Linked DNA regions of Mus musculus: region 1 is linked to region 2. A link is a loop called in an ENCODE intact Hi-C map of the cell type or tissue named here. Cell type or tissue: left cerebral cortex. All regions are shown on one strand.

What was found. Peaks named below come from ENCODE experiments on the same cell type or tissue, not always from the same donor. Only the 100,000 strongest peaks of a DNase experiment are listed, where the experiment ranks them.
Region 1: it touches region 2 in a loop (11-fold over the local background); 12 of 42 quality-filtered maps call a loop at or near these places.

What each region holds. Positions count from the first base shown.
Region 1 is chr17:25,473,066-25,481,065 of GRCm38, forward strand. It overlaps Tekt4 (tektin 4), which reads left to right. Exons shown (of 6, transcript NM_027951.1): 2 at 671-741; 3 at 1,051-1,194; 4 at 1,575-1,797; 5 at 2,494-2,648; 6 at 3,257-3,529. The coding sequence ends at 3,473. Among named protein-coding and RNA genes, the nearest start is that of Tekt4, 5.5 kb to the left of the region's middle. In left cerebral cortex, CTCF peaks have their summits at 1,439 (motif pointing right), 1,653 and 3,031 (motif pointing right); DNase peaks (open chromatin) are centred at 1,435, 1,813, 3,045 and 3,450; H3K4me3 peaks cover 510 bases.
Region 2 is chr17:25,796,642-25,804,641 of GRCm38, forward strand. Metrn (meteorin, glial cell differentiation regulator) reads right to left here and starts at 404. Exons shown (of 4, transcript NM_133719.2): 1 at 224-404. The coding sequence starts at 321. In left cerebral cortex, a CTCF peak has its summit at 4,607 (motif pointing left); DNase peaks (open chromatin) are centred at 529, 914, 4,584 and 6,647; H3K4me3 peaks cover 1,154 bases; H3K27ac peaks cover 2,962 bases.

The DNA of each region.
Region 1 (8,000 bases), 320 kb before region 2:
GCCTGGGTGCCACACAACTGGGAATTCCTCAGAGCTGGCGCCTCCTGTGGTAGCCTCAGGCCCATGGGCAAGGATGAATGATGGAGCTGGGGAATAAACCGCCAGGCTGGGGCCCCAGAGAACTCCTGTCCTACCCCTAGGCCTTGCCCACTTCGGCCAGTGGGTGCAGAGATGGGAGAGGGACCGAGGACACTGGACACTGGAGATCATGGCCCAGGTGGGTTTGAGCACAAGATAATCCTGGCACCCAGAAAATGTTGGGGTTAAAGGAAACTTAGAGTTTCCTACCTATTCTTGGTGGGAAGTGGGCAGACAGAGGGCATCTGATGTCCCGTGGGCTTGAGTTCCTCAGAGGCAGTATAGAGCTCGATATAAGGCTGGTATGCTCCTCAGGAAACTGTGGGAGTTTTGGGGATGATCCCAGAGTCTGGACAGCTGTCTTAGGTGACCCAACAGCAAAAAGATACCCTTTAGAGGAGACACTCACTTGCAACATGCTAACACTACCCGGAGTGAACGTCGCACACAAGGGCTGAACCTTTTTCTGGGGGTGGAGGGGGGACAGAGATTAAGGCAAAAAGTCAATGCTGGTGAGGTCCATACCTTGGCTCCTGCTGAGTCCCCGAGTCTCTGAGCAGGGTTGCTCAGAGAGGACCGGTCTCATTTCCAGGAAACCGAGCTGATCAGGAACATCCAGGAACTCCTGAAGAGGACGATAGGACAAGCCGTGGACCAGATACGGTGGGTCACAGCAGCCCCTGAGGGACCCGAGGGCTGGACTCTGTCCCCAAGGCTGGTCTGAGGTGGAGGCAGGACAGGTAGGGACCTGACACTGTGGCTGAGAGGTCAGAAGGCTTCCAAATCTTAGCTAGTGGAATGCAGGCTCTGCTCAGCGAATACAACCATCTCCACTTTTGCTCTGGAACCTGGGCACTGCTGGCCATGGAAGGCTGTCTGAGCACAAACTGGAGCTGAAATGGGGCCTGCTTCCCAGGGCTCCCTGGCACACAGTGAGCCCTAAACCCCGCCCCCCCCCCTCATGCCCTCCAGGCTGAACAGGGAGCATAAGGAGTCGTGTGAGATGAACTGGTCGGACAAAGTGGAAGTCTACAACATTGACGATACCTGCTCCCGCTACACCAATGAGAGCACCCAGGTGCAGTTCTATCCGCATTCCAGCAAGTTCGAGGAGAGGTAGGATTCTAGGCTCTGTAACCCGTTTGTCCCTGCCACTCTCCGCTCTACTTCCAAAATCTGAGGAAGGACTCCTGCCCCCACGAGAACCTGGCCCAGCTCTCCTGGGGAACCTCTGTCTGCTGTTGGGGTGGACTAACTGGAAAGCCCCTTACTCAAGTGCCTGGCACCCACAATTCACACAGGGCTAGTGCCCTGTGGGTGGCCTGGAAAGCGTTTCTGCTCGTGACCAGTAGAGGGCAAGCAAAGGATCTCTAGAGGCATGGGAGAACCTCGGTATATCGGTGTGAGGGAGGAATCCGGGGTACACTGGGGATCGCTGACAGTGCGGGAGTCTCTGTGTGACTACACCCTGACCAGGCCGCAACTTCCACCCTCAGTGCTTCCACGCCCGAGACGTGGGCCAAGTTCAATCACGACAACCTGCTTCGAGCCGAGCGCGAGCGGCTAGCCTCGGTTAACCTGCGGAAGTTAATTGACTGCATCTTGCGGGATACGGCCGAGGACCTGCGGCTACAGTGCGATGCAGTGAACTCGGCTTTCTCAAGCCGCTGCCAAGAGCTGGACGACTCACTCCAGAAGCTGCAGTACCACCTTCGAAAGGTGGGAGCGCAGGGCTCGCCCGCCTTTGGACACGCCCACTTGTTTGAGCACATCAGGACACGCCTACCAGCGAGCCCATCCCATGCTTAGGATACACCTACTCACATCTGTGCATGTCTCCTTCTCGTGCTCGGACCCCACTCAAGCCACGCCCATCCCTTGCCTAGGACTTGGGTTCCCTTATCCACAGGGACCAGGGTTGCTATCCACTTTGCTTAAGTCACCACTTGGCTTCAAGAGTCCTTCTGTGACCAGCTCACCCTGAAGCAGACATCCATACACTTCTGTAGATTCTCTGATTTGATGTAAAAGCAGTTTTGGGGAGTGATCTTCTGGCACCTCCACTGCTGACCAGCAGGAGCTGTGTGCTATGGGGTTGGGAAGAAGATAGTATGGGAGCAGAGAGTGGTTTTGGGGTCCTGCTTCTAAATTCCCGTTGTGGCCTATCTAGCCTCTAAGACCTGACTTTTGTAGCCAGCATTAGAGAGCAAACAGACTGCCCCGACTCATGAGACCCGCTGAGAGCCTTGTACAGGGCTGCCCCTGGACACAGGCGGAGGACTCAGAGTGTCTTGTCAAGGCTGGGAGACTAAGGGCAACTGGTTTAGCCCATCCCACATGCTGGGTTAGGATAGGCAGGTGCCCTGTTTGCTCCAGAATTTGAGGCAGCCTCAGGTTCACATACTGCCCTTACAGACCCTGACGGAGATCACAGACCAGGAACACCAGATTGCAGCCTTGAAGCAGGCCATCAAGGACAAGGAGGCCCCTCTGCGTGTGGCCCAGACTCGCCTTTACCAGCGGTCACACCGGCCCAATGTGGAGTTGTGCCGGGACAATGCCCAGTTCAGGTACTGCTTGCTGTTTGAGCAGCCCTGGAAGGCTGGGGTCATCCTTGAGGCCCTTTAGTCTTACTCAGTACTTGAGGCTACCATGAGCCCCTCCTGCAGGATCAGTCCTACATATGAGCAGACATAGTGCTTGTGGGGAGGGCTCTGGAGGGGTTTTGAGTGTCAGAAACAGCACAGGATCCTGTGCAACACTCTGGGATGCTTTGCCTTCCTGGAAGAAGCCTAGAGTCTGGAAACCTAAGATTCATGAGGCCACAGGGCAGGGAAGCCTGGCAGGGCAATTCCAGTATGCCCTTCTAAGCATAAGCGTCTGTCTTCTTCCTTCTTCCTCTACCGTAATTTTGTTCTATAAATCAGTTTTCAGGATGCCATTGCTTATTTTCGCCACAAGGTGGCAGTGTTTCAAGACTCCCTTTCCCTGCTTCAGCGCAGCTGAGGGAGGCCCTCTTTGGACTAGAAACGAGGGCCTTTTTAACCCATGCAAGTTCCCAGGAATTTTTGCAACATTTGCCACTTTGGTGGAGTCTGTGTAAGCCTGTTGGGATCCTCTGTAGCGTCACTGCCCTTTCCTTTGTCTCTCCCCCAGCTTACTGTTCCTTTCCTTGCAGGTTGCTGAGCGAGGTGGAGGAGTTGAACATGTCCCTCAGAGCGTTAAAGGAGAAGCTTCAGGATGCGGAGCAGGCACTGCGGAACCTGGAGGATTCACGCATGAGTCTGGAGAAGGACATCGCAGTCAAGACCAACAGCCTCTTTATCGACCGCCAGAAGTGTATGACCCACCGCAACCGCTACCCCAGTGTCCTCCAGCTGGCTGGCTACCAGTGACTGGGGCTGGCACCTGGCCTCACTGCTTCATTCAAATAAAGAGCTCTTTAGTTTTCCGCCTAGAGTGGCGTGGGGCAGGGTGAAGAGGCTTTCGGTTGGACAGGTATTTCAGAACTGACACAGCCAGGCTTTGTCCAAGAGCCTATCATCTTCCACACTTCAGGGGAAATGGTCTGTCCAGGTGAGGCCAGGTACTCCCCCACAGCCCCACTTAGAGCCCCACCAAGCCTGGTTTCTCCTATGTCACCAGCAGTTCGAGGGACTTGTGTGTCTGTTGGGCATAGTGCATTGTTCTCTCTCCCTTTTATCTCCCAGGCCTGAGGCTTGGCTCACCTCCCTTTGATGACAATGGCTCTCCTGCAGTCAGCCCCACTCAGAGAAATTATCCAGGCAGAACCCCACCCCAATCACACCCAACTACTCCCCCCCCCCAAACTCAGCACTGCTCACTGTCCAGGGCTCCCAGGATGGAGCCAGGAGGGGCGTTAAACCCTGTGACTGTGACTCAGGGGTAGGGGGACTTGTTTCTTGTCCTGGACTGTTGGGGGAAGGGAGGGGAGTTATATGCCGCCACCACCACAAGCTACCCACACATAGATAGACACCAGACCCCATTCTGGCCCCTGCTCCCCTGTCTGGTGATATCTGCTCCAGGGGAAATTGCCACGTGTCCCCATGCTCCTTGCAGGTCAACATCTGGAGAGGTGGGTTTTACAGACATCAGAGTGTTCCTGGAAATCAAAGCCTGGAGAGGGATGTGGGACAGCTGTGTGGGGACAATTGAGGACAGACAGGGCTTCCTGGAGGTGGCAGCCTGGATTTCACAGCAGACACCACGGTGCTAGTTCTGGACCAGGGGAGAATGTAACCATATTGGGCTGATGGGGTGGTTTCTCATCTACTCTGGAGTTTACCTGGATCAGGCTCTTCAATTCCCTGGACACATTGTCCTTGGTTCCCTTGGGAGGATGTGTATGCAGTGGGCTCTTATCAGCTTCCTGAGAAGATGTGTGGTCCCTGAAAGAGTGGCCCAGTTCAGACAGAAAGGTCAGCCTAGGACCCTGCCACCAGCACCTACCTGCCAGACAACCCCAGTCCCGGGCCTTCGTTGCCGTAGCCTTTATCCTTTCTCTTCAGCCCCTGCAGTCAGGGGTGGGTGAGACATCGGGTCCTCCCTTCATTACACTATTCAGAGGACATGTCACCACGGAAACCATGCCACTTGTTACTGTTGTTGGTCACCACAGCGACAGCCAGAAAGCTGTGCCTGCTCTTTGGGGTGCCGTTAAAAATGTGCCCCGGGTACTGCTGCCATAGGATAGGTTTAGGGGTACATGACACCTGTGGGCCTGCACCCCGATACCTTATAGGTGAGAGGCTAGGAGCAGAGGCTGAAGGGCACTCGAGCTGCCCACTTGCCCCTGGCCTCTCCCAGGGAAGTAGAAACCATCCAGGAAGAGGATCAATCTGAGCTTCCTGGATGATTGAGAGGTGAGGCGGCCTCTCAGTCTCCATCGAGGCCATTCTGTTTGCTCCCATCAGCAGAGCAGGCAGGCTGCCTCTGACTCCCCAAGGATGGTGGTCTAGCAGTGGGATGGTGCACAGACTTGAAGGCAGGGCAGCTGGTCACTCTTTTAAGTATGCCATGTGTTACCCCACCACGGTGGGCCCTGCCATTTTATAACTGGAGAAAGCAAGGTGAGGAGGGCCTCTGGCCCCTCATGCTCACACCCCAAAGAGCTAGGAGATTAAACCCCCCACCTGTGGCCTCAGACACCTGGGCCATGCAAGTGAGCCTTACCCCTAGGGTCTGATTTCTTCAGGTGAAGCTGGTGACCACAAGGTAATGAGGAAGCTGCTGCCACTGTGAGACCATCCAGACACAAGCAGCCATTTCTTTGCTAGAGATCCCTGTAGCTTACTCCAGGAGAACCCCTCTGACTCCATGTCCCAGGCATAGGGAGATAACAGAGCAAGGATTCCAAGCTACCACAGCAAGCAGGAGGGTCGTCTGTCTGCCTTGGGATGTCCTTCTGCCACATGACCTTTCATGAGAAGACTCTAGTCAGTCCAGCTAGGTGCAGGCACTGACAGACCAAAGAAAGGGGTCCGGCCAAGTCCAGCTTAGTGAGCTGGGGAATTTACCGTATTACTTGTGGGTACCTGTCGGTACCCTAAGGCAGGTATACCATCTGGAGTTTCCTTGGGCAGCTTATGGGCAACTGCACCACTAAAGTGTCCCACCAGCAGCATGGATAGCTCTCAAAAACCCAAAGATTCCTCCAACACCACCCCAGCCAAGCTCTACCTCCTCTGGAGGACGGCAGTTTGCCATGAGGACCTCTGAGACTTCCCCCTCCGAGAGTCAGCCCATAGGCTGGATCTCAAGAGTCTCAGGCTGAGTGATTCAAGATAGCAGTGGTCATGTCCAAGCTAAGGAGACTGCCATGTAACGCCATCTGCCCCATCTGGGTCCATGGTTTAAAGTTGAAAGAGGAAACACAGGTGCTCTCCCAAGGGCTGTGCTGTCCAGGGATGTCTATGGGACAAGTGTTGGATTGCTTGAACTTTTCCTGGGGGTTTGGAGGACACTTTCTCTCCTCTCCCCACCCCACCCTCTCTCTGCTGCTTCCCCCCCACCCCTGTATAGGGCACTAACCACAGACCAAAGTATGGATCCACCCAGTTCTAGCTTGTCAAGGCAATGAGTATGTTAAATGGCTTTACCTACAGAACATGGGTGAGGGGTTACTTACAGCCACGTGGGCACACCCTCACCCCAACAGCTGCATCACTGAACCATCTCACCCCTGCACAGCTGCCACCTCACACCACTCCATCCCCGAGGTAACCCTGATGTTCTATATACTCTAACATCTCCTGAGCCACTGAGACTGCACACAGCTGACACGAAGGGGTAGGAAGGAAGGGCTGAGGTCACTGTTGAGGAGTGTGGAACCCTCCCACCCTCTCCTTTGATGAGGAAAGTCAGCAGCTCCGATCGTGAGGGTCACACATAAGCGTTCACAGCTTCTCTGTTGGCAATGCTAAGAACTGTTATGGCTGAAGGAGAGGATTCCATAGCAGGCGGGCATGACCTGTTGGAGGAGAAGTGGAAAGAAAGGGCCATGGCCAGCTTCCCCAGCCCCATGTGACCATCAAGGGACCCCAGTGTCTCAGAGTCAACCCTGTGTTCCATCTAGAACACTGAATGGCTGAGCCTGGATACAGGCTGCCCTGCCTTACCTGGGTTGCCCCTCAGCTTCCCTCCAACCACACAGGTCTCCTTGCCTAGTGAGCCACCTGTCTGGACCACATGGTCACTCTCTTGGAAACCAAGAATTGATCCTATGGCTCTAACTATGGACCTATTACCCATTCTGCCTTGAACTGGCTGCTGTGGGGTCTGTCTTTGTGCACGTGGCCTCAGGCCCCTCCTCCTGTCACTTAGTCCATGCCCTGAACTGGGGGCCTGGACAAACTTCTGATGCTCACCAAGTTATCTCTGCTAAGTTACCCCATCACCTTCCTGGACTACTGATCACCTCTATGGGGGGAGGGGGAGGGTGTTATTCATAGAGTGTTAAGTTGCTAAGTCTCTGATGCCTGGGCACCCCAGCTGCCCTCTCTGGCACAAGCTTCCAGGCTCCCAGTGCTGTACCATAGAGAGCAAACCTTTGCAGGCTTCTGGGCAAGGGACGGCAAAGCGTGTGCATAGTTTTTCCCTGGCACAGCAGGACATCTACCGCTGGGGGCCATGACACCCTGTCGTCACGGTGATGCTGGTGGCTGCTCTCAGCCAGAGCTATTTCTGGCCTGAGACTCGATGTCCTGTTCACTGAGTCACCCTGAATGCTGACCCCTCTGCTCAGCATCCATAGACACATACGTCTGTCCCCTGACCAGAGAGACAGCCCTGCCCCCCACGCCCCAGCAGATAGAGACTTGAAAACCCCATACTGCTCCCTAGCCTTCAACTCCTGGAAAGGCTCTTCTCCTACATACTTTACCAACTGGGAGAGTCCCAGGTTACCCCATCAGAGGGCATATCTTCTTAGGGACCAGTGAGGGTGTCACAGAGAGAGGGACTCTGGGGGCTAGAGGTGACTGGGGCCAGTACTATCCCTCACTGATGTCACTGTCTTTTCTGCTATAGGGGTTGCACCTGGTCCTGCTGAGTTGCTGTGAAAGCCCATTTGTTCCAGAGACCAATGCTCAGACCTAGGTTGCCATCTTTCCTAGAAGACCACAGAGAAGGCTCCAGCCCTGGCACTAGCTACTTACTTCTTTCAGGGAGAATTCTCGACTGTTTTCATCAGCCAGGTCAAGCAGAGACGCTCCAGTAAGGGGGCCTGCAGGGCCTGACACAAGGTGATTCAGTCACTAGGGCTCTGTCTTCACACCTCCTCTGACTGAGTCACTGCAGCTGACAATGGGTGACAGCAGCTGCCCCCAGAGGGGCCTCTGTGTCCACTAGGTGCTGAGCTGGTGTGAGCTGTCATCAGTAGCCAGCAGTCATGGCTGCCC
Region 2 (8,000 bases):
CTGGGGACAGGACGGTGGTTCTCAGGTGGGTGACCCTCGTTCCCTAGCCCGCTCATCCCTTTTCCCGCGGCTACCAACATCTGCTTCTACTCTGTGTAACAGGACATTGAAGTCTGCGTTTCCTCAGTTCCAAGTGGGAGGGAACCCTCCAACCCAAGAAGTAAATAAAATAAAATAAATAAATAAATAAACCCACAACCCTCCCCGCAGTCCCTCCTGGTACCTGCCCCTCCAGCTGCAGCGGTCTTCCGAGTAGCCAGCGTGAGCGGACGCGGCCAGGAGGCCGCAACAGAGCGCGCAAAGAAGCGTGGCTACCAGCATGGTTAGGGGACGCGCCGGGGCCTCGGACTGCTGCCCCGGGAGGGTCGGGGCCGCAGCGCGAGCAGCCCGCGGCGCGGCTGCCCGGCCCGGCGCGTCCCCACAACCGGCGACCCCTCGCCGCTGCCCCCTCTGAGCTCCGGGGCTAGGGGGCGGGGCCTTTGCTCTCGGACCAATCGCCACAAGCCGCAGAACTTTCCTCCAATTGCAGCACCCTCGAGGGGGTGGGGCGGGCTCAAGGCGGGAGCTCGGTCCAAGGCAGGGTTGATGTAGAAAGCGCTCCTGTTTCCCCATTTGGAGATCCCCAATAGGAACGTTTGGTGGGTTGGTGGGGTTCGCTGTCGACTGGAATCTGGAAGGCTGTCCACCCCTTACCTTCAGTGGACCTCGGGGCAGTGGGACTTTGTAAGAGAAGTAGTAGAGTCTGCAGCCAAAATCTGAACACTGGTATCCTGCTGCTGGTACTTAAGGAAAAGAGATTAAAACCCCTGTGTTACTGCATCTCATAAGGGAGGGTACAGAGGGCCTGGAGCATGGAGCTAGGCCAAACCTTCGGTTTGGGGAAAAGAAAGAATACTGGCTAGGTCTGGAAGGAGTAGCGTGGGTAGTGTGGATCTCCTTCTGCCACCATACATTCTCAGACCTAACTACACACTCCTCCAATGTTAAATGGATACTAAGAAAAAAATGAGGCGTTCTAGAGGACCTGCCTAGGGACCCACCTGACTGACAAAGCCTGGTAGTCTGCCGGTGCCAAAGTACAGGCCATTCCTACAGTCAAGATCAACCGAAAGGGAATCAGAAAGATATCCCAGGCAGCCTGAGGATGTAGCTAGGTTATAGAGCACCTACCACACAGGCATACACCCCTGGCTTTGATCTTTAAAATAATGTTAAACTGAGAGTGTAGTGGGTCTTGCCTGTAATCCCAGCGGGCAGGAAGTAAAGGAAGCAGCTCAGATGTTCAAGGGCATCCTTGGCTCCATAGTGAATTCAAGGACAGTGTGGGCTACATGAGAACCTCTTTTTTTTGTTTTGTTTTGTTTGTTGTTCATTTTTAAAAAAATATTTTTATTAGATATTTTCTTTATTTACATTTCAAATGTTATCCCCTTTCCTGGTTTCCCCTCTGAAAATCCCCTATCCCCCCCCCCCCGAGAACCTCTTAAAATAAAATAGAGCCACTGTGAAACCCCCCAATGGGGAAGAGCTTCCTTGGAGCAGCTTGTCCTTTGGATCTGACCGAAGGGAGGGTGGAGGAGATGGAAAATAGAAGAAGAACCTTGGCAGGTCCCCAAGGATCTCTCTCTCTCTCTCTCTCTCTCTCTCTCTCTCTCTCTCCCACCCCCAGGGCTCTGTTTCTGGATCCTCCAGGTTCCGAGTGAAACCCTTCCGGTTGGCCTGGACCTGCGCTCAGAGACAGATGAGATCCAGTGATCCCACTGGCAATCTGGGGAGGAGCTTCAAACACTGACTACTTTCTCCTTGCCTCCCAGGCCCTCTTTGACCAATAAGAAGGCTCAGATGGCTCCTTGCCCCAGTCCAGAGAGTCAAAATGACACAAGGTGAGAGTGACCAGAACTTTCCTGATGAATCAGTAAACACAGTGTGGTGTGACTGTTCTTGGAAGAAACATTACATATGGGCTGGAGAGATGGCTCAGCGATTAAGAGCACTGATTGCTCTTCCAGAGGTCCTGAGTTTAATTCCCAGCAACCACATGGTGGCTCACAACCATCTGTAATAGGATCTGATGCCCTCTTCTGGTGTGTCTGAAGACAGTGACAGTATACTCATATATATGAAATAAATAAATAAGTAAAATAGTAAATAAATAAATAACATTAAATATGACTTTTTTCTCTCAAATAGTATAGAAATGTGGGATGCTATAAAAGCAAGGAATTCAAATTTTTTTTATTTTCTCAGCTTGGTAGACTTTTATGCAAATGTTTTAATCCACCCCCATACCAAACACAAAGGCCCTACTATATTCTTGAATTAAAATGGTTTATCTTTTACCCCTTCGTTTTCTTTGCACAGATTCTCTTAAAACTAACCAAGCTTGGGCTGAGCAAGGTGGCACACAACTTTAATCCCAGCACTCCTGAGGCACAGGCAAGGCAGATCGCTGTGAGTTCGAGGCAAACTAGCTCTACATGGTGAGTTCCAGGACAGCCAGGGATCTTTACACAGAGAAATTCTGTCTCAATACAAACAGACAAACAAACAAACAAACAAACCTAGCCAATCACTAAAGACCGTGAGGTTGAGCCCAGCCAATGGGGAAAAGACACAGTCATCACCTGAGTTAGAATAAAAACCAATCCCTGTCTGAGTTGCCTCTTCCATGCTGTGAGCAGCTCACTCCTTGGTCAGCAGTAAAGGTTTGCCTTCTTGAGACACTTCAGTTAGAGTGGAGGTCTCTTTCTTTGCAACCTCAAATTTATTTCTAACAGAATGAAGCCCGGATGATTCTATCGTAAACCCTTGACGTCCGGGTTTGGATGTTGCTTTGGTCTCATATCATATCTTCTTTCCATGTCCTATCTCTCTCTCTTTTGGAATAGGAGAATGAATTCTGTGCTGTTGTATAGTGGAAGTATGTAACTTATTTTTTACTTTATAGGAGTTCACAGTTAAGAATTTGTCAGGATGGTAGGGAGGAGGTGTTGCCATGGTGTGCAAGGCCCTGAATTCCATTCTCAGCACCCAACAACAATAATAACATCCTTTAAAAGTAGAAAGTGCCTGGCGTGGTGGCACATGCCTTTGATCCCAGCACTTGGGAGGCAGAGGCAGGCAGATTTCTGAGTTTGAGGTCAGCCTGGTCTACAAAGTGAGTTCCAGGACAGCCAGGGCTATACAGAGAAACCCTGCCTTGAAAAAAAACCTAAATAAATAAATAATAAAATAAAATAAAAATTTCTAATAAATAAATAAATAAATAAATAAATAAGAGGCCACCTGAGACGCTGCAGCTATTGAGAGGCAAAGGCAGGTGGATTTCTGTGAGTCTAGGTCAGATTGGTGTCTTTGCAGAGAGTTCCAGACCTTCTGGTTATATGATGAGATCTTGTAATCTATCAGAATAAGTAATATTTGGGGCATAATGACACATACCTTTAATCCCAGCACTTGGAGGCAGAGAAAAGTAGATCTCTGTGAGTTCAAAGCTAGTCTGGGCTACATAGTGAGTTCCAGGACAGCCAGGGCTATTCAGAAACCCTGTTTCAAACAAATAGAATATGTAATAAATAGTGGCGCACACCTTTAATCCCAGCACTCAGGAGGCATAAACAGGAGGATCTCTGAGTCTGGAGCCAGCCTGGTCTACTTAGAGAAGTTCAAGACAGCAGGGATGACATAGAGACCTTGTCTAAGAAAACAAAACAAAAATAAAAAAAAAAAAAAATAAATAACAAAGTCAGATGGGCTGGAAAGATGGCTTATCAGTTGAGAACACGTTACTGCATTTGCAGAGGACCTAAGCTGTGCTCCCAGATCCCACATCAAGAGGATCACAACAGCATGAAACTCCATCTTCAGGGAATTTGATGCCTCTTGTCGCCACAGGCAAATCCACTCTCATGCATGCATGCACGGGCACACACACACACACACACACACACACCTAAAGGTAAAAAAAAAATGTAAAAATTAAATCATAAATACAATATTTTCAGCCAAACAGTGGTGACACACTCCTTTAATCCCAGCACTCAGGAAGCAGAGGCAGGCAGATCTCTGTGAATTTCAGGCCAGCCTGGTCTACAGAGTGAGTTCCAGGACAGCCAGGGCTACACAGAGAAACTCCATCTTGAAAGACAAATAAATAAATAAATAAATAAAATAAAATAAAATAAAATTCAATGGAAAGGCATGGCAAAAATAAAAATGGTAAATTCAGCCGGGCATGGTGGCGCACGCCTTTAATCCCAGCACTCAGGAGGCAGAGGCAGGTAAATTCAAGTAGTTCTCTACCCAACCCCTTTTAAATAAGTGTTTTCAAGTGTGGAGTCCCGGGGGCAGGGGGATTTCTGTGGTTATAATTTTAAAACTTTAAAATCAATCTGGAAACAGAAAGAAAAAAAAAAGAAAAATATGACATGCCTGATGAAATTATAGCAGACACCAAGGCCTGTACCGAGGATACAAGACACCTCGGGCAACCACAGTACAACTATCCAGCCTGAGAAATTGCAGCTACTTTGGTAATTCTTTGGTACTTCCCATTGCAAGCCACTGAGGCAGAAAAGTAGTCTCCAGGCGCCCTCTAATGGTAATATGGGGATGAGCTGGCCAGTCTCAGAGTTGAAGTCGTCCGACCCTAACCTCCAAGGGCAATGGCAGGAGACCTAGCAGTAAGAGGTAACTGCTAGAGGTTACTAAGGGGTAACTTGGTCTGAAAGAAACACTCACCTGACCGGAGTCTCTCTATTAAACTTACTCTTCCCATCTTCATCTTCTAGCACCATAACAATGATTCTGTCACGATGGTAGATTCTAGACAGGTGCCACTTCTCACACTGGTCAGGGAAAGGGACCCTTGACCATCATTAGCTAGCAGAAGTCTGATGCCCATGGGTATAGATCCCAGAAAGCCATGAGTAGCCTCAGGGTCCAACAGAGCTGCTCCTGGTGCTTTTAGATACCCAGAAGGAAAATGAAGGATGAATGAGAGAGCACCCCACATCTCAGAGAACCTTTAGCTGTTTATGCTCAAGCTTGGGGACTTCCTTGAATGTCTCAAGACTTTGTGCCCTTACCTTAATAAATGAGTTGCAACCGGGTGATAGCAGCGCACACCTTTAGTTCCAGCACCCAGGAGGCAGAGGCAGAGGCAGGTGGATCTCTGAGAGTTCAAAGCCAGCCTGGTTTACAGAACTGAGTTCCAGGACAGCCAGGACTACACAGTGAAAGACTGTATCTAAAAACAAGAAGAAAAAAAAAACAAGAAAGAAGTAAAGAAAAGAAGGAAGGAAAGAAGGAAGGAAAGAAGGAAGGAAAGAAGGAAGGAAGGAAGGAAGGAAGGAAGATGTCTCTTTTTATTTGATCATTACTATGATAGATGGATGGATGGATGGAAAGATGAGAGATAGATTAAAGTGTCAGAGTCAGCTAAATGCCTCAAAGACATGCTCACAGGCCAATCTGATGGAGAGAATTCCTCAGTTGAATTCTCCCTTCACACATATATTATGCTAACAACAAAAATTACCCATCATAGGGGTTGTCCGGGCTGGAAATCACACTGAGACCTGTTTTCTGTACTGTCTTCCCCAGGGCCATGTACTGCACTTGTGGATGCAGTGGGGACAACAGAGGCCTTGGTTGTTATGAGTGTCACCACTCAGGCACCCCATCTCCAGCCATACTGTCCCCTGTTACACAGGCCTTTGCAGGTTGAGGACATCAATAATGTATGTGCAGTATGCTGGTCCCTAAGCAGAGTGGAGGGTAAGCAGCCCAAACGTTCAGCAGGAGAGCTGATGGGAGACATGCAGCTGGTTCCCAATGAACAGGCCATCCAATTGGGGCTATTCGGGGAAGAGCTACAAGTGAGGAGAGTTGACAGGGATTAGAAAGCCAATGACTCCAGGACCATGGAGATTTGAACAAACACAACCACAAATATAACCTGAAATCTGACCTACTGACAGAGGGTGAGTTTGGGTTTCTCCTTGATCTTGTGAGAAAGGGGGGACAAGTTTCCCACCTGCCTAGGACTGCCCCCTTCACAGATAGCAGATAACATTTGAAGCCAGGTAGGGGCTAGATACAGGTAACCTGAGAGCGTTCCTGTATCCCTTAGTGAGCCTGTGGCACCAGGACCCTTACAGCCAGGATTAAATGTGTGTCCTGCTGGATGGAGCTGCAAGGTGGAAATAACGATGGGTGGGGGCACCAGGGGACCAGGAAAGTGCATCAATGGTACCTACCCCCTGAGCACTGCCTTCCCTTGCTGTACCCAGCTGGACCTAGGCAGTTTCAGGGTGGTTCAGCCATCAGCCCCTTGAACACAGAGACCTCATCCAGGATACAATCATAGCCGTCAGCTCCCAAGAAGTCTCAGGTTTCCAGCCATTCCCATGGTTTCTGGATACATCTCCCCCCCACCCCATTAGCCTGGCACTTCAGGGGGTTGGGCATTGAGGTTTCTATCTCTGTAGTTTTTCATTTGCTGAGAAGCCCCCCCCCCCAACACAAGCCTAAAATGCAGCTGCTGATTGATTTGAAGCTGAGCTATAAATAGCCACTGGCTCCAGCCAGGGCCAGGGGAAAATATCCCATTGCTAGGAGACGACCGTTGCCGGGAGACCGCCATCACTAGGCGACTCGTGCTGCTGAGGTGTCAGCTGGGCCCTGAGTCATCCTCAGTCTTGACAGGGGGTGGGGCCAGGCCAAAGCAGAGGCCAGCAGAGAACCTCAACGCTCTCACCCTGTCATCAGGGCAGCCAGACTGATGTTCCACCTGCTTCTCTCCTGTGCACTTCAGCCTCTGGCTCTTGGCAGGGACAGGGTGGAGGAAAAGGAAAGGGCGGAGGAGTATAGGGAGACAGGAAGAGGAATGGAAAAGGACAGAGGGTAAGTAAAGAGGGAGAGAGAAGAAAGGAGGGTAGAGAGGATCGGGGGCATAAAGTATCTACCTGAGCTCAGGGTGACTCACTTGAAGGGGTCGCTCCCCACCAATACTGTGCACTCAAGGTATTCCTCCTTATAGCCCAACTACGTTTCCCAGAAGGGGTTCAGTGAGGGGAACGACCTGGGGAAGATGTGACCCAGCTGTGTGTCTCCCCAGCACTCTCCACACTAGAACCCTGAAAGGCCATGCCTGGAACCTCCTGTGGTAAGACTTAGAGACAGTGTAGAGCTATCATCATCACTCTAGGCTTAGGAGTGATCCCATGATGCTCCCTCCTCCCTCTCTATCCGAGCCAAATGTGCCAGCAGCCCTAGTCTTCATCATCCCCATTCTGTGGAGTTGGACCTTAGAAGCCTGGATAGAAGACAGTGTTCTCTGCTCTGACATCAAGGCAAGGGTGAGGAACATAATAATAGCCTTAGATGAGGGGTGTCTTAAGAGAGGGGTGCTTAAGACAAGTAAGACTGACCCGTGAAGAAAGCATCCTGGTTGAACTGGCCCTATATGCTACCCCATATTCTGTGCAGGAGACGAAAGTCCCTGGTCAGGCACTTGGATATTGTCTGACACAGTTCTCTCAGGATGTAAGATGTTCCAAAAGCGTCATCAGGAATGAATGATGCAGGAATCCTCCGTGGAAGGTGTTCCAGAAGCCAGCTTCCCTATCATCATGACCACAGGGGTGTGTGAACCTCCCCTATGCCCCACTGGGTACCCAGGAAACCCCACCCTGGCCCTCTAAGTGTTGTGTCAGCCAACAGCTCATCATAACTGTGCCATCAGAGAGCCAGTAGGCCCAGGCTGAGAAGAGGGGTTCTTGGTGTTTGGGGAAGACATGAAAGTGAAAACTTCTGGGGAGGATATAGAGTCTGAGAGTCAAATAAGTTCATTCAGTGGCAGGTGACAAGAGGCCACACCAGATGAAGTGCCAGGTGAGAGATGTGGTACCCTCCTAGCTGGCATAGAGCCCAAGGAACAAGGGTCTTTAAAAAAAGATTTATTTATTTAATGTATGCGAGTACACTGTAGCTAGCTG